Linked DNA regions of Homo sapiens: region 2 is linked to region 1. Evidence: read pairs that join two places in POLR2A ChIA-PET (ENCODE). Cell type or tissue: Caco-2. All regions are shown on one strand. Links, peaks and the distances in the headings refer to the core of each region. The heading gives the core; the rest is flanking DNA.

The links. ChIA-PET counts read pairs that join two places held together with the same protein. Peaks named below come from ENCODE experiments on the same cell type or tissue, not always from the same donor. Only the 100,000 strongest peaks of a DNase experiment are listed, where the experiment ranks them.
Region 2: POLR2A ChIA-PET joins it to region 1 with 5 read pairs; 4 of 35 experiments call an interaction of 5 or more read pairs at or near these places.

What each region holds. Positions count from the first base shown.
Region 1 is chr10:49,485,014-49,499,297 of GRCh38, forward strand. It overlaps ERCC6 (ERCC excision repair 6, chromatin remodeling factor), which reads right to left. Exons shown (of 21, transcript NM_000124.4): 8 at 8,104-8,239. Among named protein-coding and RNA genes, the nearest start is that of PGBD3, 32 kb to the right of the region's middle. In Caco-2, for the core only: no CTCF peak of the experiment used is centred there; a DNase peak (open chromatin) is centred at 3,263.
Region 2 is chr10:49,405,590-49,421,673 of GRCh38, forward strand. No RefSeq gene overlaps it. Among named protein-coding and RNA genes, the nearest start is that of DRGX, 18 kb to the left of the region's middle. In Caco-2, for the core only: no CTCF peak of the experiment used is centred there; no DNase peak of the experiment used is centred there.

The DNA.
Region 1 (14,284 bases), core at 1,122-6,121:
AAGATCAGTCACCAAGAGATTGGCTAACTACAGTGCACTGCACCCAGACAGTGGAGTGGTGCAGTCGTGGACAAAGAGGAAGGCATGCACAAATGCCATGCCCTGAAGAAGGAAAGACAGCAATGCTCCTGCACCACATTCTCACCACAGACCATGCTCACAGCAGCTCCCCAAGGAAGGACAGAGGGGCCATCACTAACCCCATTTTACAGATGAGGGAACTGGGGCTTGGAAATGGTAACTAATGTACCAGGTCACGCAGCTGCTAAGTGGTGGAGTCAGAATTCGAACGGAGAAAGGCAGCCAAATCCAAAGCTAGTACTATTGACACTAGGCTACACTACCTCCTACTAAAATATAAAAGAAAAAGTTTAAAAAGAAGATTGTATGTGATATACATACCATTTAAAATAAATCATTAAAGCATAACAACAAAGCCTAAATATTAAACACTTAAATATGAATGAAACTGTTAAGAGGGGATCTAAAATATTAAAAGGTATATATTTTTAAATGTTACTGTAATTCCTGTTCAGTTTCATAAAAGCTGGATTGAGATTAAGGGAAAATAAAAGTGAACTAAAAATTCCACCCTGTCCAATGGTAGAAAGGTACACAGGCAATAGATATTTAATTCTTAACTATGTGAGAAAAATATGTTAAAATACATTTGCCAAAACTTTATGCTGATTACTGAGTAACAGTTGCTACTTCCACCTAAAAACTAGAAAATAGAATGTAGAACTATCAAACCATTACAGAGGAAAATAATAGAAAATAGCAAAAATCAGGACAATATAAAACAGAAAACAAAATACCAGGTTTCAAACTAAACCTAGTAACCCACCACAAGACAGTGAGTTATTAACAGGGAGACATTCCACTGGGTAAGGCAAAAACCTAGCCTTCTGTTTAAAAGAGACCCAAACCAGACTGGCACTGAAAGTTGTAATATGGGAATTATCAAAGATATATCAAAGAAATGCCAACCAAAAAAGGGCAGGCTTAGCAATGTAAATATGAAACAAAAAGGAGTGAACAGAAAGAGGGATATTTTATATTTTAATGGGGATGCCACAATAAGAAAAAAGAACCATGAACCTTTACCTACCAAAACGCACAGCAATAAACACAAAAGCAGGGCCCTTAGAGCTGTCAAAATGACACATCCACAGCCTACCCAGAGAGCTGACCACAGCCTCTCTGAGAGAAAGTCAGATCAAAGAAAATAAAACATTTACAAAGAGGATGCAAAGGATTTGAGTATCACCATCAGACCTCCTTTCAACAGTGATCAGCAGCACTTTAGACTATACAAAGAATATTCATTCTTTACAAACACTCTATTAAGAAAAGCTGAAATCAAAGAGAGCAGTCAACTTAGCCTCCCAAAAAAGGAAAATGAGAGAATTAGTAAGATAAAAATTAGTGGGTATTAAAAAAACTGGTAGAATTGATAAAGCAAAATAATAATAACTCTTTGGAAAGACTAAACCAAACAAACCTCTGAAAAGTGAGCCAAAATAACAGACTGAGATGTACAGCATCAGAAATGTCAAAGGAACACAATTACAGATGTAGAGAATACAAAAGTGTTAACCAATATACATGCTACAAAATCTGAACATTTTGACAGATATGATAGCTAAAAAGTTCGTTGCAAAAATGGACCCAAGAAAAATCAGACCAACAGAACAAACCAATACTGAACAATGTGAAAAAGATGTTATACTCTTCTCACCAAAAGTCTACCAGACCCAAAGGGGTTTTATGAGTAAAGTAGGACTAGATCCTATTACTGAAATTGTTCCAAAATATAGAAAAAGAATGGATTCCAATCATTGTTACAAGGCTAGCAAACCCTGTTTTCAAAACTGACACAGCACACTTATGAGTGTGCATACACGCCTCTAAACTAGAGATCCACTACTTTACAGATAAAACCTAGTAATATATTAACCTACTAAAGGCTTATCACAGGAATACAAGAATAGCTATCAGGAAGCCTAATATAATTCATGTAATCACAATCATCTAATACAAATTTTATAAAATTCAACATCTTCAAAAAATGGTAATTTTATATCTTCTTAAAGAACTAGGATTAAAATGTGTTTTAATTCAACAGAGTATAAAAGGGTACAAGAAAGGCTAAGAAAATCTGAAGGAACAAAATAAAGAGACATTGTCTTCTCATATGTTGTAATTCATGTAACATTCAAAGAGTTAATACAATTGCTGCAGAGAATAACCACAATGCCTGGACCTATTAATAATTTGACAGGTGTGTGCCATACTTTTATTACTATTATGACTACTCATCTTCCATCTTCCCATTCACAAAATTCGACACCTGCACAATACCATATTGAAGGCCACATCTGAAAGACCCATTTCCTGACTTTTGACCTCACAAGAATACAGCAATAAACGCCTTGGGGTGCACAACGGCCTTAAAAACACACGTACGGGTTCCCTCAGGACTCCCTCGCCACCAGCCCCACTTAGCTGCTGGTGCCAGTGAAGAAAGCAGTCTGCCCAGAGAAAAACCATCCACCTTTAGCACCTCACCTGGTCAGACCTGCGACCTTTAGAAGCCAAAGCCGAAATGAATTCTGGACATCACCTAGTGTAGCTGGAGCTTTCCCACAGTTACCAAATGAGACACCAAGCTTCCCAAATGTATACCACTGGAATGATGTTTAGTTTCTTATGCTTGCTTAAGGATTGAAATTTATCTGGAAAATTCTAAATATTATTATAGGTATAGAAATGTTAGCTATAGAAATACAAAACTTCCTGTGTTCAGGAAGATGTATTAATGATTAACAAGAATTAAAAAGATGCTTATGTAAAAAGAACAAGAAATTGTTCAAAATGTCCCAGTTGAAAATATAATCTCCACTTAGCCACTGGGCAAAACCCCATCTAAGACTATTTGTTATCACCTGATTCAATCGCAGAATTCTATAGCTGCCTAGACTGGAGTTTCAATAATGGTGAATTGTTGAATATTATGGACGGCTCTATCCAAACACTTAAGACAAATCATCTCGGGCGGTTTCAAATTAAAAGCTTGTAAAATATGTAACCTCTCCTAGTTTTTGCAATTAATAGGGTACATCTGCAATTAGCCTGACTTACTGAATGCAGTGCTGTTGTCATTAGAAGATGTCTGTGAAAGGGCTGCTGTTATTATGGAGGCTCAAGAGACCAATCCCTCCTAGAGGGCAAACAGTGGACTGGTGGAAAACAACAGCCATAAATCACACTGTCAGGCGGCGGGGAGAGGAGCGAAGCACAGGCACATGAAGGCCATTCACAGGAAACACAGTACAGCCGCTTCCTAGGCAGGATTTACTGCACCTGTAATTAATTAAAATTTCCTTCAAGCTAAATCTTTAATAAACAAGGATTTGTGCTGACAATAAGAAAAAAAAGGGCTCCAGCAACACAATTTTACAACATACCTCGCAGAACAAGCCCAGCATCTATCATGTCTTCTATAAGGTGTATACACTGACTCTAAAGTTAATAGGAATGATACCACTTTGCATTCTATTATAATTTGTGTACTCAGAATGTGTCTGAAATATTTCAGATGCTTAAGGAATAATGTGGCCTCTTTCTTTTTTTTTTTTTTTTAAAGTTTTTTACTCCCTTCTAGCTTTTTTTAAAGCCACGTCTTTTTGCTCTAGTGTTTCAGAAAACAGGCCCTTTTAAAGAACATGTTGATGGGAGTTTCATCGGATGGCCAAGTTTTTGTGTTATTTGCTTTTTTTCTTTTTGAGACAGAGTCTCGCTCTGTCGCCCAGACTGGAGTGCAGTGGCGTGATCTCAGCTCACTGCAAGTTCCGCCTCCCAGGTTCACGCCATTCTCCTGCCTCAGCCTCCCGAGTAGCTGGGACTACAAGGTGCCTGCCACCACGCCTGGCTAATTTTTTGTATTTTTAGTAGAGACGGGGTTTCACCATGTGGCCAGGATGGTCTCGATCTTCTGACCTCATGATCCGCCGGCCTCAGCCTCCCAAAGTGCTGGGATTATAGGCGTGAGCCACCGTGCCAGGCCATTATTTGCTTTTTTAACCACGCCCTGCACTTCACTGTTTCCATCTGGGGCCAAATGTATCTGAACATGAGAATAAAAGGTCTAGATGATCTTGAATGACCATGAACATTTTTGATAAAGTAGATGTGTACCTTCTCTCTAGACTACATACTGAGTCAATCAGCAATGCCTCATTCAGCATCTTTTCTTTTCCCAACTACTGAGGTGAAGAGGCCTAAATATTCTTTGTTTCTAACAACAGCAAGAATTACCTGAGTAAATGTTACCTATTAGGGACCACACTAAGCTCTTCATACATACATATTAACCCAAAAAGTCCTAACAAGTTTACCAAAATTTACCCATTTTATAAGTGATCAAATCAGGCTCAGGAAGGCAAGTGATTCGCCCAAGCTTGCAAAGTTATAAAACAGCAGATCCAAGATTCGAACCCTGGTCTTGTAAGCACAAAACCAATGCACTTAAAACTGCATGCTCTTGTTGCTTTTCCCACTCTTATGCATCTACATGTCATGAATTGATCAAAACGAAACAAAACTCTTTAAATTACCTAAGATGTTACAGAACTACTAGAGACTACGTAGCAAAAAAAGGTAGGAGAGAGACAACTGTTTCAGAACATAAGCAATTTATCATTATGTATCTTCCAATAAATTGAAAAAAAAATCCTTAATCATTAAATAAACTTTACAAGACAGTGCTAAAGATGTCACCACCTACTGTGAGTTATGGGATAGGTATCACAAGACTGCCTTCTTTATCTCTTCATTTACTACATTTTCTTTCCCCAAGGAAAGAGTTGGCTTTTTAAGGTTAGTTAAAAACATCCTTTATTTTTTTTGAGCCCTAGCAACATCAAACACCTGAAATGCAGTGTTTATTGTTGTTTTAACAAATAAATATTAATCAACTCACATGAAAGTTGCTCTATATTAGAAAAAAGGATCACGAAATATAATCAGAAAAAGGAAATCTTGAACTTTTATTAAATGCGATTTCAAGTGACCATTAAAAGAGATTCAGAAGCCTAAAAATTTCTTTATCAGATTTCATCATTTGGTTGAAACTATCAGTTGTATATTTTTTTGCATGGCTGCTGGGTGTACATTTGACAATTCTAAATTATGCTGCCAATCAGAGACTATTAACAAAGATAACATAGGATCAAAGGGTGAGAGAGGTGGGAAGCTAAAGGGCAACTTGGGGAAGAAGAATGATAGATGTGCTTAATTGAGAAATTGACCATTTGATATTTTTCCAAATGAAAAATTTTCCTTTTTTTTTTTTTTTGAGACAGAGTCTCGCTCTGTCGCCCAGGCTAGAGTGCAGTGGCACAGTCCAGGCTCACTGCAACCTCCGCCTCTAGGGTTCAAGAGATTCTCCTGCCTCAGCCTCCCGAGTAGCTAGGACTATAGGCGTGTGCCACCACAACCAGCTAATTTTTGTATTTTTAGTACAGACAGGGTTTCACCACATTGGCCAGGCTGGTCTCAAACCCCTGACCTCGTGATCCACCCGCCTCGGCCTCCCAAAGTGCTGGGATTACAGGCATGAGCCACCACGCCCGGACAATTTTCAAAATTTATGTCATACCAGCTACAACAAAGCATTTGGAAAATAAAGATAATCTACTTGAACGATAAACAAAACAATTCTGGCATTATTATTCTTTTAAATATTTCTAAAGAGAAATTCTCTTCTCTTCCCTGTTCCTAATACATCCAGTATTGAATGTCCCAATGTCAGAGTACCATTATTAAATTCAGACAGAACAGCTGGTGGGCACAGAAAGCTCATCCACTGTAAAAAGAAATCACAGCTGATAAGGAAGTCAGGCATTAGACGCTGAGTTAGAGGACGAATCACCACAAACAGAATTTTTGAAATATGAATAAGAAACATAGACTCTATTGTAATTTAACACACGTGTAAGCCAGCAGGTATGCATGTGTGGTGACAGAGATCTGCACATACACAGAAGATCGAAGGTGCAGAGGAAGCAAATACCCCTTCAGTAGTTGAATCCAGAAACCAAAGTTATGATCTTAGAAATGTCAATAGTAAGGCCTATGGAAAGGAACTATTAATACATTTCCAATGTGTCGTCACCACAAATAAGCCAATATTAACATTAATGAAAAGTAATAAATATAGGGCTTCTAAGTTAAGAATATAGTTTGATACATATAAAAGTACATATTTTTGATCTTTTGCCTAACAGTTTACATCTTTAGTGATCTAAGATACTTTATAATGGAAAAGGAACAGTAGGAAGAGTTAAGAGTTTGAGTAAAAACACAAGGAAACTGTAATGCTGTTTTTCCTCAAAAGTTAATTAAGAATCTTCAAGTTAGAGTCCTTGGTAAACTGTAAAACACTGAAAAAATTATTAACAACCATATGTATGCAAGTGTCTGTGAAGGTAAAACAACCTCAGAAGGTAAAGCCACTGCAACCAAAAGTGAAATATCTCTTCTTAGAAGTTTGCCCTCCAAAGTCAAGGAGACAAATTTCACCAAATTTACTGTCAATTCTATTTCCATAATGAGTCCATGTATGTGGTTTACACGAAGGCAGTTCTTCAAACTATGGTGACAAAGGAACTGGAGGCAAGCCATGATCCAGGTGAAGGTGTCCAATACACACACTTTACTACCCCAAAAGAAAATGAAAGGAATAACATTTTTTTAAATTGCCTTTATAAGACAAACATCAGCTAATGAGTCCTGCCACAGGATTTTGCAGCACAAAACACTAAGAGATGTTAACAGATAACAGAAATGAAAAAGGAACCACAAATGTTTTACAAGGGTAGTGACAGGATAGTTTAAGGTTTGACAAACAATTTAAGGTTTGACTAGACAACAATCTATACTGCTATTATCTTCATACTGCTAAAAATCACTTTTTATAACTCACAGCATTTACCCTAATTTATTAATTATCTTATCCAGTTTATTTTCCATTTATCACTTAAAATTCTGGGCAAAGTCAGTTGGTTTTAACAATAACAGTGTAAGCAAAATTCCATCTCGCCTTATTTGTGCTACCAAACCATAGATTTTTCTGAGTCACTTCTATCAAAAGTTTGCTTTTCCATGAACACAAACACAACAGGAATCCTGGAGTTTCGTGGTCCCCGTGCATCTGACTCCGTGAGGCAAACACTCCATAGCCCTTGCAGCCGGCACTGCTTTCCTGGGCCCCGAGAACGAACTCAAGAGCTCAGAAGACTCAGGAAAGAAAGAACTAGCTCCTAAGAGACTGCTGCTTCTCCCCAATAATGTAACCTGCAAATTCACAGTGAAACTGCGTGATTATTATTTATTCAGCAAATGCTTATGGGTCACCCGGGATATAAAAATGAATCAGACACAGTCCCTACTCAACAGAGCTCACAGTCTGGATGGTTAGACAGATGAGAAGAAAAAAGGAAGAATACAACGTATCTATGCTACCCACAGGAGCACAGATAAAGCTCTTTTTTGATACTGTGATATTACCAAACTCTAAGTGAAGAAATACAACTGTCAATACATGACGATCAAGGATTCAAGGAACAAAACACAACTAAAAAGCAACAATACTTGCGAAATTCTCAAGATGGAAGGTTAAATGCATACTAACAAATGCATTTACCAATTAAGAGTTGTTATTTTACTTCTGTATCCACCTTCCTAAAACTGTTTGAAGCCACTAATGCGCAAAGTCTCTCCTTACTGGACGCAGCCACCTGACTTATGACTCCAACCCACACTGCCAGGCTTGTGCCCTGTCTGAGATGATTCGTATTTTACTGGACAACAGACATTGTCACAACACCACCACAGACTGTTAGAACAATAAGACCTATATTCATAACTGTTCTGAAAACACAGAGCTCTAAAGTAAGTCAATAATAATAAATTAACTTTAAATGCAGGAAAAAAAACACAGGAATATACATTTGAGAAACACATGGATCAGAGAAAAACCAAATATGTAAAATGGAGGGCATTAAAACAAAACAAAAAGGTACTGAAATATTGTGTTACCTTTTTGTGGGTATAGGAACCGGTTTCATGTAGAATTGCCACTCTGAACGGAGGCCACCACGTGTGAAATTCCTTCACCCACTGATGCATCACTGTTGTTGGACAGACAATTACAGTTGGACCCAACCCCTCAAACCTGCATCCAAACGTCCAAGAAGAAAACAACCATGAAAGAGCATATACAGTCATCAACTGCTCAAAAGATCCCCCAAAACAACAAACAAAAAACTTAGTTCAAAAAAACAATGCTAACTATGGAAATTTATTGATATTTTCTTTAAGAAAAAGTTACTGATGTTAAAACCCAGTAAGTAAAATCTCCATAATCTCATTCATCAATTAGTGGATGTAGGTGTTAAGAGAAAACACTTAATAATATATTAAGAGATATAACATCTATAGTAACATAAAAGATAATCAAATATTATTTAACAAAAATACTCTTTTCCCTTCTACTACAGATTAGTGAAGTTTTTATACAGTGTATCTTAACCTAAGTGAACATAATAGAATCTTAAATTTGTCTGAAGTTTTATAGTCTACCAAGAGTTTTCAAGCCACAGAATTTCAATCTCACTGCCCTAGGAAGCAAGTAGGCCAGAAATGCTCCACTGATGGGGGCTCATAAGGCTGGCATGGCCCAGGTGACATGGCTACCAGGGGACAGAGGGCTGCCTAGCAGCCAGTCTTCACTTACTGCAGCCTGTCCTCACTACACCACCCTGCCTGCTCCTCTACACCACCAAAGCACCATGGAGGAGCATCCGAGCGAGTGTTCTCTCCTGGGAAGCCCACACCGACAGTGTACAAGCTGGCACTGCTGTGTGGGCAGGTAGTTCGGCAGCAAAATCAAGAGCCTCAACAGCACCCATGCATTGACCCAGCAATCCCAATAAAAACATTTACACACTGGGATACACACTGGAGCATTCTTTATACTGCAGAAAAAGTGGGTGCTACCTATGTCCATGGAGAAGAGGAAAGCTGAATGAACTATCCCATTTCTTTAACAAAGCATGGGCCAGTGGTTAGAGGCACTGCCTGGATCTGAATCCAACTCTGCACACATTGTATGATCTCGGGCACACCATTTAACCTCTGGGAACGTCAGTTTTTCATTTTCAAATGGGAATAATAACAGTATTGATCTTATAGGGTTATTACGAAGATTAAATCAGTTAACATCTGTAAAGTGCTTAGAACAGGACCATATAGAAAATACTATAAGATTCTGTTAAATAAGATGGAATATCATATAACTATTAAAATCATTTTGAAGAAGTTAATAAACTAGAAAAATGTTCACCATAATTTTTAAAAATTATTTATGGAATCACCCCAATTTCCTTAGACATAGGTATACGTAGAAAAACTGGTTGTGGCCATTGTCTCAACATGCATTCCCCTCTCCCTTTTTCCTGAAGAATCAGATCTCTGCAGGTGCCCTCCTTCTTCCTTACTGCAGACACACAGTTTATGGGACTCTGACCACTGCCTGGCTCAGAAGCAGGAATCCTGGCTCATCTATAACCTGTCAGTGCATGGTACTCCCCTGAAACTCTCACTAGTCCATGAAGCTGGCCTGGCAAGACTGACCAACTTTGTAAGGAAAAATTACATTCTGGGTTGGGAGAGACTTTTCTCTCCTGGTCTTTCTGGCTACATGTACAGACCAATGGTCACTGGGTTACAGTGATAAGGAGATCTAATGATTACAAGGACACCTGGCCTTAGGCAAAAATTAAAGTATCTGGGTCCCTGAAGACATCATTGAGCTGCTGATCATGCTGTGTCCACAGCCTCCCCCTCTGTAGGTTTCTAGGTGTACCATACATTTGTGAATGTTTAACCCAATTTGAGGCCAGGTTTCACTTAGGTGCAGTCAAATATCCTGATACGTCCTACACTGTATTCCCTGTCTGCATCTGCACTCCTCCTGCCCTTCTGGGACAAAGGGACAGTGTCCCTTTTCTTGTTTGAGACCAATCCCTTTAGCTAAGCTCTTGAGCTTGTATCTCCACAAGCGGCACTCCCATTACTGTAGCCCATTAACCTTCAGTCTTGCTGGGAGTTGGGTGCCAGTCAGTGCATAAGAAGAAAATTAAGCAGAAGTCAAAACTAACCGTGGCAACCTCTTCAACAACACTCAGCTCATGCTACAAGAGGCAACTAAAAACTGGGATTGACTGAGGGCATCACAGGGCCACACGCCTGCCTCTCACACACCTGGAGCAGAGTCACTGCACTCTGCACACTGTCATTCCTCTCCTCCACTCCCTTTTCCTGCCCCACAAAGATGTTGACTGTGTGAAGCAAAATGCACATACATTACTCCACTGTATACACTACCCCTTCTATCTCACTAATTCCCACAATTTCAATTCTAGATGCTGGTAATGCCAAATCTAAGTCTCCAGCCCAGATCACTCTTCTGAACTCCAAACCACCACACACTAGAAATCTCACTGCCGATATCCCCAAAGCACCACACGCCATCCTCCCCTACCTGGCTGTCCCCTGTCCCCGTGCTTCCAAACCAATGGAAAGAATTTTGTCCCACTGTCCAGGTGCCCAAATCAGAAACCTAGGCCTCATCCTTGAGCAGACCTGCTTGCTCTCCACCACGAGCAACCTACACTGAGTTCACATCATTTTTACCTCCTGAATCCTTTCAGTCGCCATGTCTCTCCGTCTACACTGTTGCTATGCCAGGTCCAGCCACTCTCCTCTCTCATCTGGGTTACTGCATCTCCGAGGATGATTATTTCAAACAGTAAAATTTGAATTCCTCATCCTCTCACTTCAAAGCCTCTAATGACTGCCCACTGCTCTTGCGACAGAGATTAAACACCTGGACGTGGCCTACGAGGCCACGAAGACTGACCTCTGCTCATCTCTCCTGCCTTACCTCTCACTGCCATTATCCTACCACTTGCTCCTGTGGCTAGCAGCCCACCAGCCTGAACCGTCTTCCCTTCCTCCAATCGACCTTCACCATGTCCTGGTTACCCTCTTACCCCTCCAGCTACCTTCTACTCAACATTCAGATCTCTAGCTTCCTCGACAAAGCCTTCCCTGTCCCTTTCTCTGTAAACAAGTTAACGACTCTTCCTTAGTGCACTCCACATTAACCCTGACAAAACACAAATCACCTTTACTGTAATTGTATGAGATCCTCCCTAAACTCTGTGAGAGCAGAGATAATCTCTTCTTCAAATGATCTCAATGCCTACCTAATAGCAAGCAATTAATGAATGCTGGCTTTATTAAATTAAAACATTTTTTAAGATTGGAAGAAAATATATCAACATGCTAAAAGAGATTATTTCAGAGTTGGGGAATCATAAGTGATTTTTGTTTTCTTACTAGAGCTCAGAAATAAATTATTCCTGAACTTAAAACAATTTTTGGCCGGGTACAGTGGCTCACACCTATAATCCCAACACTTTGGGAGGCCGAGGCGGGTGGATCACCTGAAGTCAGGAGTTTGAGACCAGCCTGGCCAACATGGTGAAACCCCGTCTCTACCTAAACTATAAAAATTAGCCGGGTATGGTGGTGAGTGTCTGTAATCCCAGCTACTTGGGAGGCTGAGGCAGGAGAATCACTTGAACCCGGGAGGCGGAGGTTGCAGTGAGCTGAGATTGTGCCACTGCACTCCAGCCTGGGCGACAAGAGCGAGACTCTGTCTCAGAACAAACAAACAAACAAACAAAATACAATTTTTACAAATAACTGAAGAGTAAATCATACAATGCTTGAAATATTAAAAATCATCTACTACACAACTGAAAAATAATTTGTAGTTCTATAGAAAAACAATGAAATTTTGGTAAAGCCCTAACTTAAATGAGGCCTACCCTTATACTCCAACGTAACAAAATAACCTATGTCCACTTTGAAACCCTCCCTGCCTCCAGCTACAGTCACTGTCCCTGCCCTTCAACTGGGTGGAAAGGGCCAGACTACAAGAAGCCAGAGGCTACAAGAGACTCCGACACTCTTCCTACAGAGTTTCTAAGCCATGCTCCTCACCAAGGCAGGGCCTGTCCAGGTGCCCCTTGAGCTCCCCAAGGAGAGTGGGACTCTGCCTGGCCCCTTCCATGGCAGCAAGCCTTTCTAAAAGGATTAAATGCACCAGCTTCTTTCTATCCTCCAAGGGGAATAAAAGAGTTATCATCAATATGCACTTAGCAGGGATTAGGAAACAACCAATCAAAAGCTGTCTAAAATATTTTTACAACAAACTCACATTCAAATAAGCATAAACACATGCATATGTTTTTTCAGGTTATACAGTATTTTTTTCTCTTTTATAATGTGCCTTCTGCAAACTGCTACATTGATGACTCACATTTTGTTATCTAAGGCTAGTATATTCTTCTGGCTGAACATCTATCTGGCATTATCAAGATGCCCTTTAATTTCTGCCATTTTCCCCCTTAGTAGAAAAAATTGGAGATTTTCACGCTGAGTTGAGATCTAGGAGCAGACCTAGACTGTTGCTGGACCACAGCAGGACAATCAACTCCATTAACAGTCACATCGTCAACTGAACCACCCTTTCCTAACTCTTAATACCAGTGAGATGAACATGAGTAATGGCTAAGTGTACTACAGTGATTAGCATCAATTACCAAACAGACTACAATTCCTTTAATCTTTGATTACCATTGATTACCTAATAAATTTAGGGAAAGCCAATAGCTCCATGGTCAAATATATCAACCTGCAGGATGGAAATCTGCTAGTCATACCCAGAACTTACCAGGAACTACAAAGTAAAATATTTATCCTTGAAAGTTTATTAAATTCAATAACATTAGGAATTACCAAATGATATCCAAGACTTTAAAAAATTAACTGAGTTTGAAAGTCAATTTATTTCCTTTTCATTATAAGATTGAGGGGCCTATCATTATAATATGAATGGCAAAGTGAAAAGAAGGTGGTGTATCCATTATGAAGGGGAACACAGCAACCAGTACAGATGTTTATTAACCATAAGCAATATGTTTCTCTGTCTTCTAGAAACACACATACAACACACATTTTTTAAAAAATAACAAATCAAACTTCTTTTACCATGAAGTTTCTTGGTATCACAGAGACACTGTTCCCATTTCAATGTTCATGGTCCTTAAAATTACAACACCAAAATCATCTCAAATTAGGGCCCCTCTACAGTTTGTAAGAGTTCACAGGAAATATACATAGCCAATGAGGCAATAACAGCTCACACAGAACTTCATTTGACCTTAAGAGCTATTTTTCTGTAAGACATAAGTATAGAGAACTCCCAAGTTCATCTGGTTCCAGAGGAGGATGTGTTATAAAGTTGTTAGGAAGATGTGGTCCAGTCCGCCCTGGTACATATGAGCGGGGGGGACCACACTCCTCTGTAAACTTCCACTCATGAGGAGCCCAGGTGTTTGTGGTGCAGCACCACATTCTCACAAGCCACTTCCACCAATACCATCTTAATAAAGACAATCTGGGATGTAGTCCAATATGCCACATTATTTCATTATAGAGAAGAGGATATGAGCATTGATAGTTAATTGATTACAGCTGCTGTTCATTATTAGCCTTGACTTCATTCTTAGTAGGATTGTCACCACCCAAGAGAGCATGTTTTAATTTTTAGATCAAAACTACACTGCAGGGATGACTTTAGTTCTCCTAGGACCTGAGCACTGGACTCCACATAAGTGTGATGATAATAGGAAGGGAAGCAAAGAAAAGAAATGAAATGGGAAATAAGAAAATCCCAGAAACCATTTAAGGAAAGAAAGAGTCCTAGAAACCATTTGGAGGAGTTTGGGGTTGTCTAGTTACCAAAAACACCCAACAGAGTTGCAGAAAACAAGCCAACCAAAGAGCTTATTTGAAACAGAAAAAGCATTTTATTTGAAACAGAAAAAGCATATTAAAAAAATTAACAGTCATAGATAAGACCACACTAAATGCCCACTTGGAACTTCAACTTTTCCTTTGGTCTGGAATGTTTTCACATGCTTCCAAGCAAAATGTAATAGAATTCTCATCTTTGAAAAAATCCCCTGCTTCAATATAACTTCCTTGTAACAACAACAACACGATGTTTAGCATTTAAAAATCTCCAAGTGTTTTCTTCCCCTTCCTACATCTATATAAATGCAACTGGCGTTCTAAAATATTC
Region 2 (16,084 bases), core at 4,645-9,644, 76 kb before region 1:
TCATGGAAGAACTACTGTGTGAAATGGTAACATTCTCCACAGCTGATGGTGGTGGTTAGCAACTGTGACAGCCTTTCAGAAAACAGAGGAGGGGGGCAGCCCTTCCACATCTGCATATCTGTCCTCACTCCTGAAATGCCCCCCGTCTTTCTCTCTCTCCCTCTCTCTCCTTCCTCCTTTTCTCTCTCCTCCTCCTCTTCCCTTTTTCCCACCCTCTCTCCCTACTCTCCCCTCCACTCCCTCCTTCCCTTCCTCTTTCCCTTCCCTCCCACTCCCTCTCCCTCTCTCCTCACCCCTTTCCCTCTCCCCTCCCTTCTGTCCCTCTTCCCCCTTTTCCTTCTCCTCCTGCCTGTCCCCACCCAGGTCCAGACTCTGTCTGGCAACATCTATGCTAAACTCTGCTGTGTCCAAGTAATGCCTACTCCCCATTCCCTGCAATGGCTCTCCCAGGAGCACCTGCCTTGGCTCTCATGTCCTCGCCCCTTTAACCAGGAAATTGTGTTTGGAGTTGGGGGGTAGGAATGCAGAAGGGGTGAAGGGAAGGGGACCCTCATTTCTTACTTTAGGCAAAGGTTACCTTCTGGCTGTCCAGCCAGTGGGAGCATTGAGTTGTTTGGCCAGTGTCAGTATTAGAGTCGTTTTGTATTTTCTAAAATGTGAAAACAATTGCACGGAATGCATCTGGCGGAGGTTCTGGTCCCTTGGAATATCTCACCCCTCACACAAGGATACTTTCTGTCTCTTGTCTGAAGGCAGCTGAACTTATAATCCCTGAATGTATTTTTTAAGTGCTTTGTTTATGGCTGACTTTCCTTTTATTATGCTCTTCAGAAAAAGTTGTCTAAAGGAAAATCAATCAATCAATGAATTAAATGTTTAAAAAAATTTTAACGAAGGACATAAGACAAAAAATTAAAACTAGCAGTGGGAGGTGGCTCATGCCTGTAGTCCCAGCACTTTGGGAGGCTGAGGCAGGCCCAGGAGTTCCAGACAAGCCTGGACAACATGGCAAAACCCCATCTGTACAAAAAATACAAAAATTTGCTGGGCTAATTTTTGTTATTTTCTTAAAATAAATTTTCAGTAGATACATGATCTGATCAAAGAATAAGCATATTGCAGATGCCTCAAATTACTCACAGTCCTTCCTATTTCTGTGAAAGCCCATCAGTGACCATTGGCATGCAAGTATTTTTCTCTTCATCTTCACTTCCACCTTGAGCAACCTTCAGCTCCCCCTCCTTAACCAAGTGGCCCATCCTCTTGGGTGGTGAGACACCCACGAGCACAGCTCCATGTGGAAAACTACATCCATCATGCAAATCCCAGAGGCCTCTGAGTCAGCCACTCTAGTCAGTGGTGGCAAAGTTAGAGCCAGGCAGGGTCTCAGGGACGGCCTGGGATGTTGGACACTTATGTGAGGACCCAGGCCAGGGACAGAGGTCTGTAGGAAAGCCCTGAGCCTCCAGATAGATGCTTCAGTAAAGAGGCTGGCTGGGGGAAGAGGTCATAAGCAGGTAGCCCAAAGCTAAAGGTCTCTGGGGTGGAGCTGGAAGCCTGTAGAGGCAGGTCCTAGGACAATCAGTCATGAGGTCAGGGGTCTGTTTTCCGTGGCCAGGAAAAAAGATACTCACAAGTTCAGATAGTAAAGGAGTCAAGGTCAAGGCTGCTGGCTGTTTCTCCCAGGCAGGGTCATCTAGCATGTGGCATATGGTGGTCCTCAGAGCCTCCCCTGAACCCGCTTGGCTCCTCCCACGGTCTCAGAGGGCTGTCAGCAGCAGATGGGGCTCTCTGCCTACAGCCCTACAGAGAGACTCCTCAGTGGCCATACTTTCTGGGTCACTGGACAGAACTATAAACTCCATAAAAATGTAAATTCAGAGTAGTAACCACTGCCTCCGAGGGAGCACAGGGGAAACAGTGGGAAGCCAGGTAGCCTGCCACCAATCGTGGGAAAAGGGAAGTGGGGGCAGGGAGGGGTCTCTGCATCCCCAACATTCTCCCAGCTCAACTTCCTCAGACTGGGCTGAGAAGAGGCATTAACCTACTTGGTACTTTCTGAAACAGCTGCTGCTGTCCTGAAGTTGCACAGAGCCACCCAGCCCAGAATCATCCTCACTGATTTCAGCCAGAGCCAACAGCTGCCACCAGGTGGCACCAAACTGCAGACGGAGTAGCTCCTTTTCCGCTGGAGAGAGCTTCATGTGGATGGCAGGAGCCAGGGCCAATCTGGGTGTTCCTGCTCCTACTAAGGCCCTGGAACAGCCTGGGGTATCAGAAATTGCAAATGCCTGCTGGGTGGAGAATGGATGGATAGGTGGGTGGATGGAAGGAGGAAGGAGGAATGAAAAAATGGATGGATGAAGGGACAGATGATGGAGTTCATTCTACCTCCCTAGCCCCACAGTAGCTGGGCACCCCTTCTCCTTTAGGTGGGCACCACAGGTGAAGCTGGAGATGTGCCCTGGACCTCACAACTCCAACTCAAGAATATGTCCTCCCAGGTGCCTCTGCCTCTAGCTCCACCTGAGGTACACAGCCTGGAGAGAGGGCCTTTATTGAATAAATTAGTGGGGACAAGGTCTGCCTTCTGTGTCAGGGGGTAGAGAGCAAGAGGTCACTGGGGTGTCCTCACACTCTGCATCACACCGGGGGCAGTCGGGGAGAAAACCCATTCCTGTACCCCGTTCCCACTCCAGCCTGGCCAGACACCATCACCCACCTTCCCACCAGTCCTTGCCCTTCCCACTGTCTGGAAAGCTGCCCCTGGGTGGCCTTCAAGACTCTGGCCCTCACTTCATCCTAATCTCGGCTTAAAGTCTTCTCTTCAAGAGAAGACTTCCGAGACGAAAGAAGCCCAATTCTCGTCCCCACTACTCTCCACCTTTATTCTTGCTTTGGTTTCCTGCTTAGCTGTTAAGTCCTTCTCAAATGCTTTATTGGCACATGCTTGGTGTCTGTCTCAGTGCTCTCATGCAAGCTCCACGGTGCACCCTGGCTTCTAGAACAGCACCTGGCATGCAGCATTTTGTTACGTAAATGAGCCCCAGCTCCCCTACTGGCTGGACCAGCAATAGGCAGCCCCTGGTCCCCATGGCTACCCCCAGCCGGACTCCCCTCCACCAGGAGAGTTCATTATCCCTGAGAAGTTCACCGTTGCAGTAAAAAGGCGACACCTCCTTAATTACCCTGCTAATTACAAGTCCTGTAGTCCTCAACTGTGCACCAACACCGTTGCAAATCTCATTTCCTTGCAAAGTCCAGGATAAACAAATCCAATATATTTTGTTTTAATTATTGCTGTTTAATGGACCATAATGAAACTATAGTGAGGGTGCACAAAAGGAGATCATTTGGAGTATCCACCTGTGCAGGTCCAGTGGTGAGTGGGAGCCTCGATGTTCAGGTTTCATTTACCGTAATCCCAGCTGCCTCTCTGTGCCCAGAAATCCCATCACTTATTTATCGGCCTTGCCTTTGGCTCTGAGCCCGCCACCAGGGCAGGATGTCTGCCCTCCTGGAGAGCAATCTAAAACCCGAGGACCTCGGGGATGGTGGAATTTCTCCACATGCCAGGTGCCTGGATTTGACAAGCCACACAAAAAGGCATTTTGTTTTATCTCAGGGTTTTTTCTTTTTTCCATTTTTACAGGCTAAAACAGTTTATCATACATATATTGACTATATTGTATTTTTTTAAGTTGTTTGTGCCGGGCCAAGGTGGGGGGACTTCCTCTTCTCCGCCTGTTTTCTTTTTGAAAGGTTCATAGCTTGTGAGAGCTTTTAATGTCATAAGGCTTTCATCTTCCATTTGTCATCTGTGACACAGATGTTTTTCCCAATTTCTTGTGTGGCAGTGGTTGTGTGTCCACTCACATGACAGTCTCAACTGCCTCGGCCCTTTTAGTCTTGGTGAGGGTGGGAGACAGCCCCCAAGGCCCCATTCCCCCAGAAAGTCCTTGCGGCAGGAACATCAGAGCTCCACCAGTTGGGTGAGGTAGCACCCGGCACTGATTCTCTGGCTACCCAAGAAGAGAGACCCTCTCCTTGCCAACCCCAGCAGGGCCTGTCTCACCCATCTTCCCCCCAAGGGCCTTCCTCCTTCCTGCCCTCCTGCATCCCTGGCTCTTCAACCTCTTTATTCCCATCTTGCATTCAGGCTCCTGGCTTTTTGAGTCTTTGTTTCTACTTAGGAAGGGATTAGGGGAGGACAAAACAACCTGGGACACCAAAGAGGGAAGAAAGGGGAAAGAAATCTGCAAGAAAGCCACACAGTCCAGGAGCGCGTCCAGCAGGACAGCTGGACTTCACCGGTGTGTTTTCTCAGAAAGTCTTCTAAACCCTGTGGCCCTCCCCAGGTCTGCAGGTGGGGCTCCTTTCAGAATTCACCATCATCAAAGGAGCACTAGATGGCAGGATTGGGGGAGGCTGTGTCAGCAGCAGAGGAGGTGGGAGGACCTTTGAGACTGCTGCAGGTGAAGCTGGGCTCTGCAGACCCACATCGGGCTCCTTACTCACTGTCCTTGACCCTAGAGAGCCCAGACAGCCCCAGGAGGAAGTGGCAGATGCCCCTCTCTGGGATTCCTTGGCTCAGCCTGGGGCCGGCCCCGGGCACACAAAAAACCAGAGGGGAGCTGAGGCAAGTAGCGGGCTTATCTGGCTCCTAATTATGGTCCTGGGGTTATTGGGAGAAAGTGGGTCTTGTATGTGCTTCTATCTATTCAATCAACAAACTGTTGCCAGGCCAGAGGGTCCCAGGCATTCCCAGGGTTGTCCTGCTGTGGGGGCACCTGCGTAGTGATGGGACAGAGGGCTCTGCAGGTGCACTAAGGAGTTTATTCCCATTTTGCTGCTGCCAGCAGCCTGTGCTTTTATAGATTCATTCCTGCGGTCCTGTTACCTCCCCCTTATCTTTATTAAGTAGCAGACATGTTCCTAACACCAGGCCTGGGCACTCTGCCCAGCCTGGGCACTGCCAGGCCTGGGCACTGCAGAGGAGTGCTGGCAAAACCAGCTCCCGGGTGCTCCCAGCCCAGCCCCACACCATCTTCTTGGCTGGCTTTTATGTGAACTAGTGTTTGTCTCATCTCCTCACTAGAGATGAGTGTCTCTTGCTTTCTATTTGCTTACTGTGCCATTTATTCCCCCATAAGCCCTTTAAGAGACGTGGTATTTCCCATTCTTTGCAGATAAGAAGCCTGCCACTCACAGAGGTGAGGGAATTTTCCTAAGGTCACACAGCTGGGTGGCCAGGGACAGAGCCAGGTTCAAATGCAGGACTTTGAACATATCCTCGGTTCACAGAGGGCTGGGATGGGACTGTCTTCACCTCCCCGCACCCCAGGTCTGCAGGGCACCGAGAGACTGTCCTTGAATGGCACCTTAGGTTGATCTAGGAACCCTGAGTTAGGAGAAGCCTCAGAGGTCACCAGAACCTCATTCATGCCAGGCAGGAGCCCACCAGGACCTGGCAAATGAAGCCTGAAGATGCCCCTGCCTGGCTGTCCCCACCTTCCCCCACAGACACCCCTGTCTCCCAGTCAGATCCAAAGAACACACAGAACACATCTGCTCTCTTTTTAAATCAGTTACGTTTTTTCTTTTAAATAAAATTATATATCTTCACTGAAGAAAATGTAGAAAACATAGCTAAATAAGAAGAGAATAAAAACCACACATGATCTCACTAATGAGAGAAAAGCTTTCCAGTGTTGACTGTAATGAATTTCTGCCTGGTGTTTTTTCTATACAAATAGTTGTAAACAAAAATAGGATCATATTGTGAAGACTTCTGTGACCAGCTTTTTGAATCAAACAGTGTTGTTGAACATCTTGCTATAAACATCATCTTCAATGTCTTCTCCATAATTTGGATGGATGGATGAATGGACGGATGGATGGATGGATGGATAGATGGAAGGATGGATGGATGGATGGAAGGATGGATGGATGGGTTTGCTTCACTTTAATCTAAGCAATACCACACATCCACAATGGACAACAGAGGAAGTTGTTCTCTTTCCACTACCTGATTGAGAGTGGTAGCTTACTGGCACGGCAGGGCTCTTGTTCTGATTTCATTAGATCTCAAATGGTCTCACTTGGGCTCCAGGAGGGTGGTCAAGAAGAGTGAAGATCAAAAAGGTTTTTCTCTCCACCACTCTGTCCCAGTGGTACAGAAACACAGGTGCCACTGGCCACCAGCTGTGCAGGGTCTCAGCTCTGCCAGTGACCTGCTTCCCTAAGCTTTATAAATTCCACTGCTGATCACCTGCTAAAGCTGACCAATTCCACCATCTCCCAGTCAGCCAGCCAGGAGAGTTTAGGTTCTGCCCGCAAACCAGGACTTCTGGACCTAAGCTGGGAAGGAGGTGGGGGAAGGCAAGAAAGCTATAAAACTCTTCCTCCTGCTTTAAAAAAACAGGACATCGCCTTGTGAGAGAAATAGCTAAATATGATCACACTGGGCTTTAAGTGGAAAAAAAGAGTTAAAAAGAAAAAGAATGACAAGAGAAGCCTCTGATCCGTTCGTTATTCATTCAATAAATACCAACGGCTGTCTCTGTGCTGGGCCAGTGTTGCCCTGGGGAACCCAGCTGTATGTTTTATGGAATAGAATAACACAGGAGGCAATAGTCCCCCCTAAGCTGGCCCCCATACCTCCCCTCAGCCAGCACCATTCCCAGGATGGATAAACCGAGGCTTAGGGAGAGTCTATGCCTCACCCAAGATCATACAGGGACTTCAATGTCATCATTAAATGAGATCTAGTGCTCTGAGTTCCCAAGTGGATATCATTTCTTCCCACACCATTCCCACTGCTCACCCTACTCAGCAGTCATGAAAAGTCAAGAGAAGCTCATGCCAGGGCGGGACCCTCCCCACAGCCACACTCTCCAGCGCTCTGTTTGCATACTCCCTCAGCAAGACCATCTTCTGTGAGTCCAAGTAAAGGAGTCTGGTGGAGTTGAGCTTGTTGGGGACATAAGCGGGGTTGGAGATGTCAGGGTTCACCTTGAAGTGAGAGAAGAAGGACATGAAGGAGGTGTGATGGGAGGCATTGGTCTTGTGGCCCACTGGGAAGACACACCAACCCTTGCAGTAATTGATTCGGTAGCTTGATGGGTGGTGGGAAGACTCAGCCAATGTCCTGGAAGTCCACTTTGTGTCTCACACTCCTCAGCCACCTGGGCTGGCTGGCGGTGATGTCTGGGGCAGCCAGACACTGGGGCAGACGCTACAGCCCCAAGGGCAGCTGCAGAGCAGTGGAGAGCATCAGAGGGGGCTCAGTATGACCATCCCCATTTGACCCTGCCCTGCACCCCAGCTCCCTTTGCCTGTGCCCCAGCCCTTGCACACCACTTCTGGCCTCACAGGCAAAGCTTTACTGGCCAACCAAGAACCACTTCTGCCTTCCAGGTGGTCCTACCTTTTCCTTACCTCGTGGCCACGAGTAACACAACCAGGAGCCAGGCACTGAGCTGTGTGCTTCCCCGTGTTAACTCTGCACCAGGTGCCAAATGGATGGGAGCTAAACAGGATGCCTGCAGCCACACTGCCTGGATTCAAACTCTGGCTCAGGCTCTTACCAGCTGAGTGGCCTTTTTGTGCCTTCGTTTTCCTAGCTGTATAATAGTAATAATAATGGTATAAATCTCCTAGGCCTGCTGAGAACATTAAATTCATATGACTTGGTATAAATGACAATTGATTCAGCTCCACATGAGAGGAACCAAATTGACCCCAGCTTAGGCCTCAAGTGATTCTCCCACCTAGCCTCCCAAGTAGCTAGGACTACAGGTGTGCAACACTACATCTAGCTCATCTTTTTTTTTTTTTTTTTTTTTGGTAGAGACGGGGTCTTGCTGTGTTGCCAAGCTAATCTCAAACTCCTGGGTTCAAGCCATCCACCTGCCTCAGCCTCCCACGGTGCTGGGCTTACAGGGCATAAGACACTGAGCCCAGCCTAATACCATATTTTTACTGCACCTCTTCTATGTTTAGATACGGTTAGAGACACAGATATTTACCATTGTGTTACAATCACCTGCTCTACTCAGGACAGTAAAAGCCTGTACAAGTGTGTAGCCTGGGTGTGTAGTAGGCTATATCATCTAGGTCTGTGTAAGTACACTCTATGATGTTCACACAACAACAAAATCACCTAATGATGCATTTCTCAGAATGTATCCCCATCATTAATCAACACATGACCGTACCCACAAATTCCCTTTCAGACAAACTGAATGAGCAAGTCATTGCTTCCAAGCCAGTGCACATTTGCAATGGAAAGACAACCCCAATAAACATTTTATCTTTGAATATTAGCAATAGAAAAAATCTTCAATTTTGTGCAGTCTGACATCCCATACCCCAAAGTAGGAACCCAGAGAACAATGTCCCTGATTGCCATTATAGATTTGAGTTCCTAGAGCACCAAGGTGCCCCGCCTCATTGATTGGCATTTTGTGCCTCGGTTTCCCCATCTGTATAATAGCAGTAATACTGGTAAACCTCACAGGCTTGCTGAGAGTATTAAACTCATATGCCTTGGCATGGATGAGCTACTTCTCATAGCCCAAGGCAATATTCACAAGGTTGGGCATTCAGTGGTTTGTGAGGATGCCAAAGGGCCCATTGGTGTTCAGACCCAAGTCCAGCACGATGTGGCCCAGGTTTTCTTGATTTTACTCATTCATATTCTCTAATTTCAGCCACATTCCATCTTTGTATCTAAGATCTACTATTGACTTCACATTTTTCTGTCAATTGCCTCACTTTGGTAACCAAAAGTGTAATTTAAATGGACACTTGGTAGCACTATGATAAACTCAGTATTCTTATGCACACAAGGATCAATATAAAATAAACACATCGTACAAATGATACTCCAATAGCAACGTGCACAAAAAGGGCTCACTGGCTTCTAAATAATATTCCCCACTGCAACAGGGGCCAGGCTTGCAAATGTTACATAAGTTTGAAATTATTTCAGAATGAAGAGTTTAAAATCGGGAGGAGGGAGGAAGGGAGGGAAGGACAGGACTTCTCAGAAGGAGGTCTGATTCCAGCCAGGATACGGAATGTACACAAGGAGCTGTGCCAGGAGGTGAGGACATGGCCAAAGGCAATGGGAGCCTGTCAAAAGGCCACCAGCACTATCTCACAGCAGCTCCTGGCCAAGACTAGGAATATTTGAGCATCAAAATAAATGATGAGGCTAATGGATTATAATCTAGTGAATAAAACAAAATTCCATGAGTCCATTCTGATGGAAATAAATAAGGAGGAGCAGCTCTTCCTTCCAGTAAATGCCGATAATAAATGTAGGAGTGACAGAGTCAGAAAATCCTTTGGCAGCCCTCATAGTAATAATGCATTCAGGCAAAACTCATCAATGAGGTTAAAACACTGGGCAAAAGTTGGATGAGGAATAGGATACTTGCATAATCTCAGAAAGATGTCCCCACAAATTACTTACTGAGCTCAAAGGCGTTAAAATTAGCTTACATTCGCAGGGCCTGGAGTCGACCACCCTACCCAGGGATTTCGGGACAGATGTGCCCCTCCTGATGTGATCAGCTACAGATGCTTCACCCAGAGCATGAGGAAACATCAGGCAGACCCAAACCAAGAGACATTCTGTGAACTCCAAATTGTGAATGTCATGAAGGCTGAGGAAGGGCGGGGGACTATCCCAGCTGCAGGAGACTAAAGGGGTAGATGACCGAATGCAGCATGGGAGCCTGGACAGGCAGGCAGGAGAGCTGCTAAGGACAGTGTGGGAAGAGCTGGCAAAGTGTGAATGTGGATCAGTGTTGTGTCAATGTGAAGTTTCCTGGTTTTGATAACTGTACTGCGATTCTCTAAGAGATCGCCCTTGTGCCTTGGAAAAACATTGAAATATTTAGGCGCAAAGGGGCATGATACCTGCAACTTACTCTCAAACGTTTGGGGAAAAAAAAATGTGTACTTGTGTATGCATGCGTGCATGTATATGTGTCTGGAGAGAGAGAGAGGAGAGGAGAAGAAAGACAGAAGAGGAGAAGGGGAGGAGAGGGAGAAAGAGAGGAGAGGAGAGATGAGGAAAGAAGGGGAAGGGAGAGGGGAGAGAATACAAATGGTAAAATAAATGGAACAAAAACATAAACAGTTGGTGAATTTGGATCAAAAGCTCATGGGAGTTATCTGCCACTCTCATAGCTTTTCCGTAAGTTTGAAGTTATTTCTAAATAGAAACATCTTTAAAGTGAAAGGTATTTGACCGTGTGCTGATCCAGATGCTCTGCTTTGGGCACCACCAAAAGAGTGACAAAGGGATGTGGCTGACAGCTCCCAGCCCCCCAGCACCTGTGTGTGAGGTATCTGGGAGTCCTCCCAACCGTGATCTCCCCACACCTGTAAATGAGCCAGATAGGCTGGAGGAGACTCCTCTGAAATGAGGCATACAGAAGCACCAGGAGTGGTGTCTGGTAGGTCCTGGGTGCTCCATGACACTGCTCCCCTCACCCCTGGACCCCTCTAGTCCAGAAGGTCCAGACCCTCACTGTCTTACATCTGGGTGACATCAAAAGTTAGCCAGCTTTGGGAGGCCAGAGGCATGCTTCTGGCCAAGAGGAGGCTCCCTCCTTCTGACTCTGGGGTAGATCCAAGGAATTTGTGGATTTTACCTGGGGACACAGCACTCCTGCCATGAGCATAGCCCTCACTCCCAAAAGAGAAGAAGAAAAGCTACACATCGTGCCCTTGAGAAATAAGACACAGGTGCAAGAAAAGCTTGCTGTCATGCAAGCAGGGAGGTGGAAGGTGAACGGCCTCTGACCTGGGAAGTCTTGCAAGAAACTGATGTAAAATGAGAGGGGAGAAAGATTTCATGCATGGAAATGTCCAGAGGGGTTATTTATAACAGAAGAAGCTGGGAAATTGATGTTAAGTAAATTAGGATACACCCACTTGATACAATATTATGTGATCCGAAGAACTCTTCAAAGGGGAAAATGATTGGATTAAGACATCAAATGAAAATATACAGATAGATAAACTATAATCTACCATGAAAAACTATAAGAAAAAAGACTGGAAGGAAATAGATCTAGATGTTAATTACAGTCGCTCCTGAGTGGTGCGATCATGGGTGTCTTACTTGCCTCTCCTTTGGACTTTTTGTAGTTCCCATGGGTTATGTTACCTTGTTGCCTGTGGAATAAAATCCAACTGCCTTGTTCCCATTCCTGGCCTTCTGTGATGAGCCCTGGCTCATCACTCATTCCAGCAGTGCCCTCCTTGCCCATGCTCTCTTCCTCCTAGAGTCCCTCCTGGGCCTAGCAAAGTCTGTGCAGCTCTCAAGGCCAGCTCAGACGACAGGAGCGTTTCTGGGGACAACGCTGGCCTCCAGTGTTGCCCCACTGATGAGTGTGGAAGAGTGAGTGTAGTGCCGTTTCGGATACCTGCCTCCTAGGCATCCAGCTCTGTCCCTTAAGACCCTCCCCAAAACGGGCATTCTCCCTGCCTCTCCATGGCTCCTGGAGAGCCTGTCTCTCCACCTTGTCTCCCCAGATCAGGGCCTTTGAGAACAGAGCCCTTACCTGACTTACCCTTAGAAATAAACAAGAAACAAGCAGTAAAGGAGTGAGGGGAACAGGGAGAGGAAAGGAGTTGGGGCTTGCTAGATCACCCGGAAACACAGAGCACCCACCCTGTGCCACCTGCATGCTGGCTGCTGGGACGCCCACCCCGGCTCCTTCAGAAACAGCCCTGGAGCCAGAGCTGCTGCCCTCGTGGCTTCTCCCCCACAGGCCACCCCCAGGCCAGGCTTGAGGCCAGGAAACTGGCTTGCAGGGAGCCCAGGGGAAATGCATCTGGACGGGTCAAAGCCGGCTGTCCTCCCCAGGAGCGCTCCCTCCAGCGTGGACTCGCAGACTGCCTCCCGGCACCGCACCACACCACAGGCCTCTCACCTGTGCTAATGCTAGGCTTTGTCTCAGGAAGTAGTCTCCTGCGGATGCCAGAGCTTGAACATGTGGAGCTGAGCTTGGCTGTCAGAACCTTCTCCAGCTTGGCCCAGGGGAGACCCTGGAGGAAAAGGGCGGCTGTCGGTGCTGTTAGGAGCCCGCGGCCCCTAGCACTCGCCCTTGGGCGGGGTTGGGAATAAGGGTAAGGCCGGGGAGGCTGGGTCCGAGGAACAAAAGCGTTAGGTCCGGGGTGGCGCTCCTGCCCTCCAGTAAGGGGGCCTCACTCCTGCTCCCCTTCTCCCAGTCTGTTTCCCTCTCCCCTCCCCGACACGCCCCCACCTCCAGACCCACCCTCCATCTCCCCCCCACCCACCAGGCAGCCCAGCACCCTCTCCCCCTGGAGGCACCACACGTGTTGCCTGTGGCAGCGTTGGTCCTTGGTGACCCCGCTGGAGTCGGCACCCTTCTGGAAGGGGTCCCGCATGCAGCCAAGTGTGGGTGGGGGAACACATGGGCGTGCCCCTCCAGGGCAACAGGTGTTCCATCTCCAACACCAGCTGCTTCTCCTTCTCGGCCTCGTACCTGGCCACCAGTGCCCCCAGGCCCAGGAGCAGAGGACCAGGCTGGCCCAGCTCGCCACAGGCAGCAACTGCAGGGCAACGGCTCCCGCCCTGGGGGTGGGGGTGGTGACCAAGGGCTGGGTAGGTCTGGCCCCACCCTCCCTGGAAAGGAGGCCTCCTGAGGGGACAGAGTGGGTACCCTCTGTGCCCAGGACCATACTTGTGTTTGGGCCTCAGTTTCCCCATCTGCAAAGAGCTCCTGAAACCCCCATAGAGGGTACCCGGAGGACACTCTGAGGTTGTAAGTGGAGCACCAGCAAAGCACAGGCACCAAATATTAACTACTTTAATGATTTCACACTAGATACCTAAAGAAAAAAATCTCAACTCCAGAAGTGCATGGGAGGAAAATCTGTGCTTCTAGGGCCCTCCTGTGCTTGCATTTGGTATTGTTTGTATTTGGAAGTGAATTGTAGGGAAGGGCATTTTACCGCTTCAGGGTTTGGGGGCTCCAAAGGCCCTTACAGAATTCTCATCTGCTTCTCATGCCCTCATGGGGGCAAGAGTGGATCCCCAATATAGATCCCTCCCAGGGCAGAATGTGGGCCCCAGGGGCATTCCTCAGCCCAGACTGCAGGCCACAAGCCCGGGCTTCTGCCCTGCCTCAGCACCCATAGCTGAGGGCAAATTACGTTGCTTTGCCCTGCCTCAGTTTCTCCATTTGCAGTCAGGGATGAACACTTCATGCGCAGGACTGCAATGAGTAATAAATCAAATGAGGGTGTGAGCCTACCCAGCTCACAACAACCACTGCTGGACAAAACCCAGCTCTGCCCACCTCATAGTTTTTTCAAATTCCTGACTAGGCTTAAAAAAGACTGGTCAATCTGGTTGGACCCCAACATTTTTAAAGCCAGAAGTCTGAGAATCTTTCAGGGGAAGTATGGGAGCAATGCTGTGGGTGTTGCACTAACTCTGTTCAGTAAAAAGAACTGGGCTTGGAGTGACAGAGACCTAACTTCCCGTTCTGCCCCTGCCGGGGATGTGTGCAAACCCAGGCATGCTGTTTGAACTCAGCTTTGTCATCTACAAACAGGAATAACAACATTCCTGCCAAGGGCTGTGGGGAAGATCAGGGATCAAGATCACTCCACTTACCGGCTCTGTGGGAGGCTTGGTGCTGGCTGAGGTGTGTCAGTGACTGCCACGGGCTGCACCCCTCACTGTTGCCTGAAGTCACCCAAGGTCGCCCAAGGTCAGTGGGAAATATCCAGGGATGACGGTGGATCCTGGGAGCGCCTCACAACAGCTACCTTCGGCACAGCACGACTTTGGAAGGCCTAAAGTTTGAACCAAAAATGGAGCCCCTGCCGCTCTCCCCATATGGGATTCAAATTGAAAAGCTACAAGGTAAAATAAGAGAAGCCACAGGTGCAGAGTTTTCTTCCTGGGGGCAAGCCTGTTACTTTTCTTTTTTTTTTTTTATTGTAAATATACTTGTTTTTATTTTTTATTTATTTATTTATTTTTTTATTATACTTTAAGTTCTAGGGTACATGTGCACAAAGTGCAGGTTTGTTGCATATGTATACATGTGCCATATTGGTGTGATGCACCCATTAACTCATCATTTACATTAGGTATATCTCCTAATGCTATCCCTCCCCTCTCCCTCCACCCCACAACAGGCCCCGGTGTGTGCTGTCCCCCTTCCTGTGTCCAAGTGTTCTCATTGTTCAATTCCCACCTATGAGTGGAACATGCGGTGTTTGGTTTTTTGTCCTTGTGATAGTTTGCTGAGAATGATGGTTTCCAGCTTCACCCATGTCCCTACAAAGGACATGAACTCATCATTTTTTATGGCTGCATAGTATTCCATGGTGTATATGTGCCATATTTTCTTAATCCAGTCTATCACTGTTGGACATTTGGGTTGGTTCCAAGTCTTTGCTATTGTGAATAGTGCCACAATAAACATACATGTGCATGCGTCTTTATAGCAGCATGTTTTATAATCCTTTGGGTATATACCCAGTAATGGGATGGCTGGGTCAAATGGTATTTCTAGTTCTAGATACTTGAGGAATCACCACACTGTCTTCCACAATGGTTGAACCAGTTTACAGTCCCACCAACAGAGCAAAAGTGTTCCTATTTCTCCACATCCTCTCCAGCACCTGTTGTTTCCTGACTTTTTAATCATCGCCATTCTAACTGGTGTGAGATGGTATCTCGTTGTGGTTTTGATTTGCATTTCTCTGACGGCCAGTGATGATGAGCATTTTTTCATGTGCCTGTTGGCTGCATAAATGTCTTCTTTTGAGAAATCCCTGTTCATATCCTTTGCCCACTTGTTGATGGGGTTGTGTGTTTTTTTCTTGTAAATTTGTTTGAGTTCTTTGTAGATTCTGGGTATTAGCCCTTTGTCAGATGAGTAGATTGCAAAAATTTTCTCCCATTCTGTAGGTTGCCTGTTCACTCTGATGATAGTTTCTTTTGCTGTGCAGAAGCCCTTTAGTTTAATTAGATCCCATTTGTCAATTTTGGCTTTTGTTGCCACTGCTTTTGGTGTTTTAGACATGAAGTCTTTGCCCATGCCTATGTCCTGAATGGTATTGACTAGATTTTCTTCTAGGGTTTTTATGGTTTTAGGTCTAACATTTAAGTCTTTAATCCATCTTGAAGTAATTTTTGTATAAGGTGTAAGGAAGGGATCCAGTATCAGCTTTCTACATATGGCTAGCCAGTTTTCCCAGCACCGTTTGTTAAATAGGGAATCCTTTCCCCATTTCTTGTTTTTGTCAGGTTTATCAAAGATTAGATGGTCGTAGATGTGTGGTATTATTTCTGAGGGCTCTGTTCTGTTCCATTGGTCTATACCTCTGTTTTGGTACCAGTACCATGCTGTTTTGGTTACTGTAGCCTTGTAGTATAGATTGAAGTCAGGTAGCGTGATGCCTCCAGCTTTGTTCTTTTGCCTTAGGATTGATTTGGCAATGCGGGCTCTTTTTTGGTTCCATATGAACTTTGAAGTAGTTTTTTTCCAATTCTGTGAAGAAAGTCATTGGTAGCTTGATGGGGATGGCATTGAATCTATAAATTACCTTGGGCAGTATGGCCATTTTCACAATATTGATTCTTCCTATCCATGAGCATGGAATGTTCTTCCATTTGTTTGTATCCTTTTTCATTTCCTTGAGCAGTGGTTTGTAGTTCTCCTCGAAGAGGTCCTTCACGTCCCTTGTAAGTTGGATTCCTAGGTATTTTATTCTCTTTGAAGCAATTGTGAATGGGAGTTCACTCATGATTTGGCTCTCTGTTTGTCTGTTATTGGTGTATAAGAATGCTTGTGATTTTTGTACATTGATTTTGTATCCTGAGACTTTGCTGAAGTTGCTTATCAGCTTAAGGAGATTTTGGGCTGAGATGATGGGGTTTTCTAGATATACAATCATGTCATCTGCCAACAGGGACAATCTGACTTCCTCTTTTCCTAATTGAATACCCTTTATTTCTTTCTCCTGCCTGATTGCCCTGGCCAGAACTTCCAACACTATGTTGAATAGGAGTGGT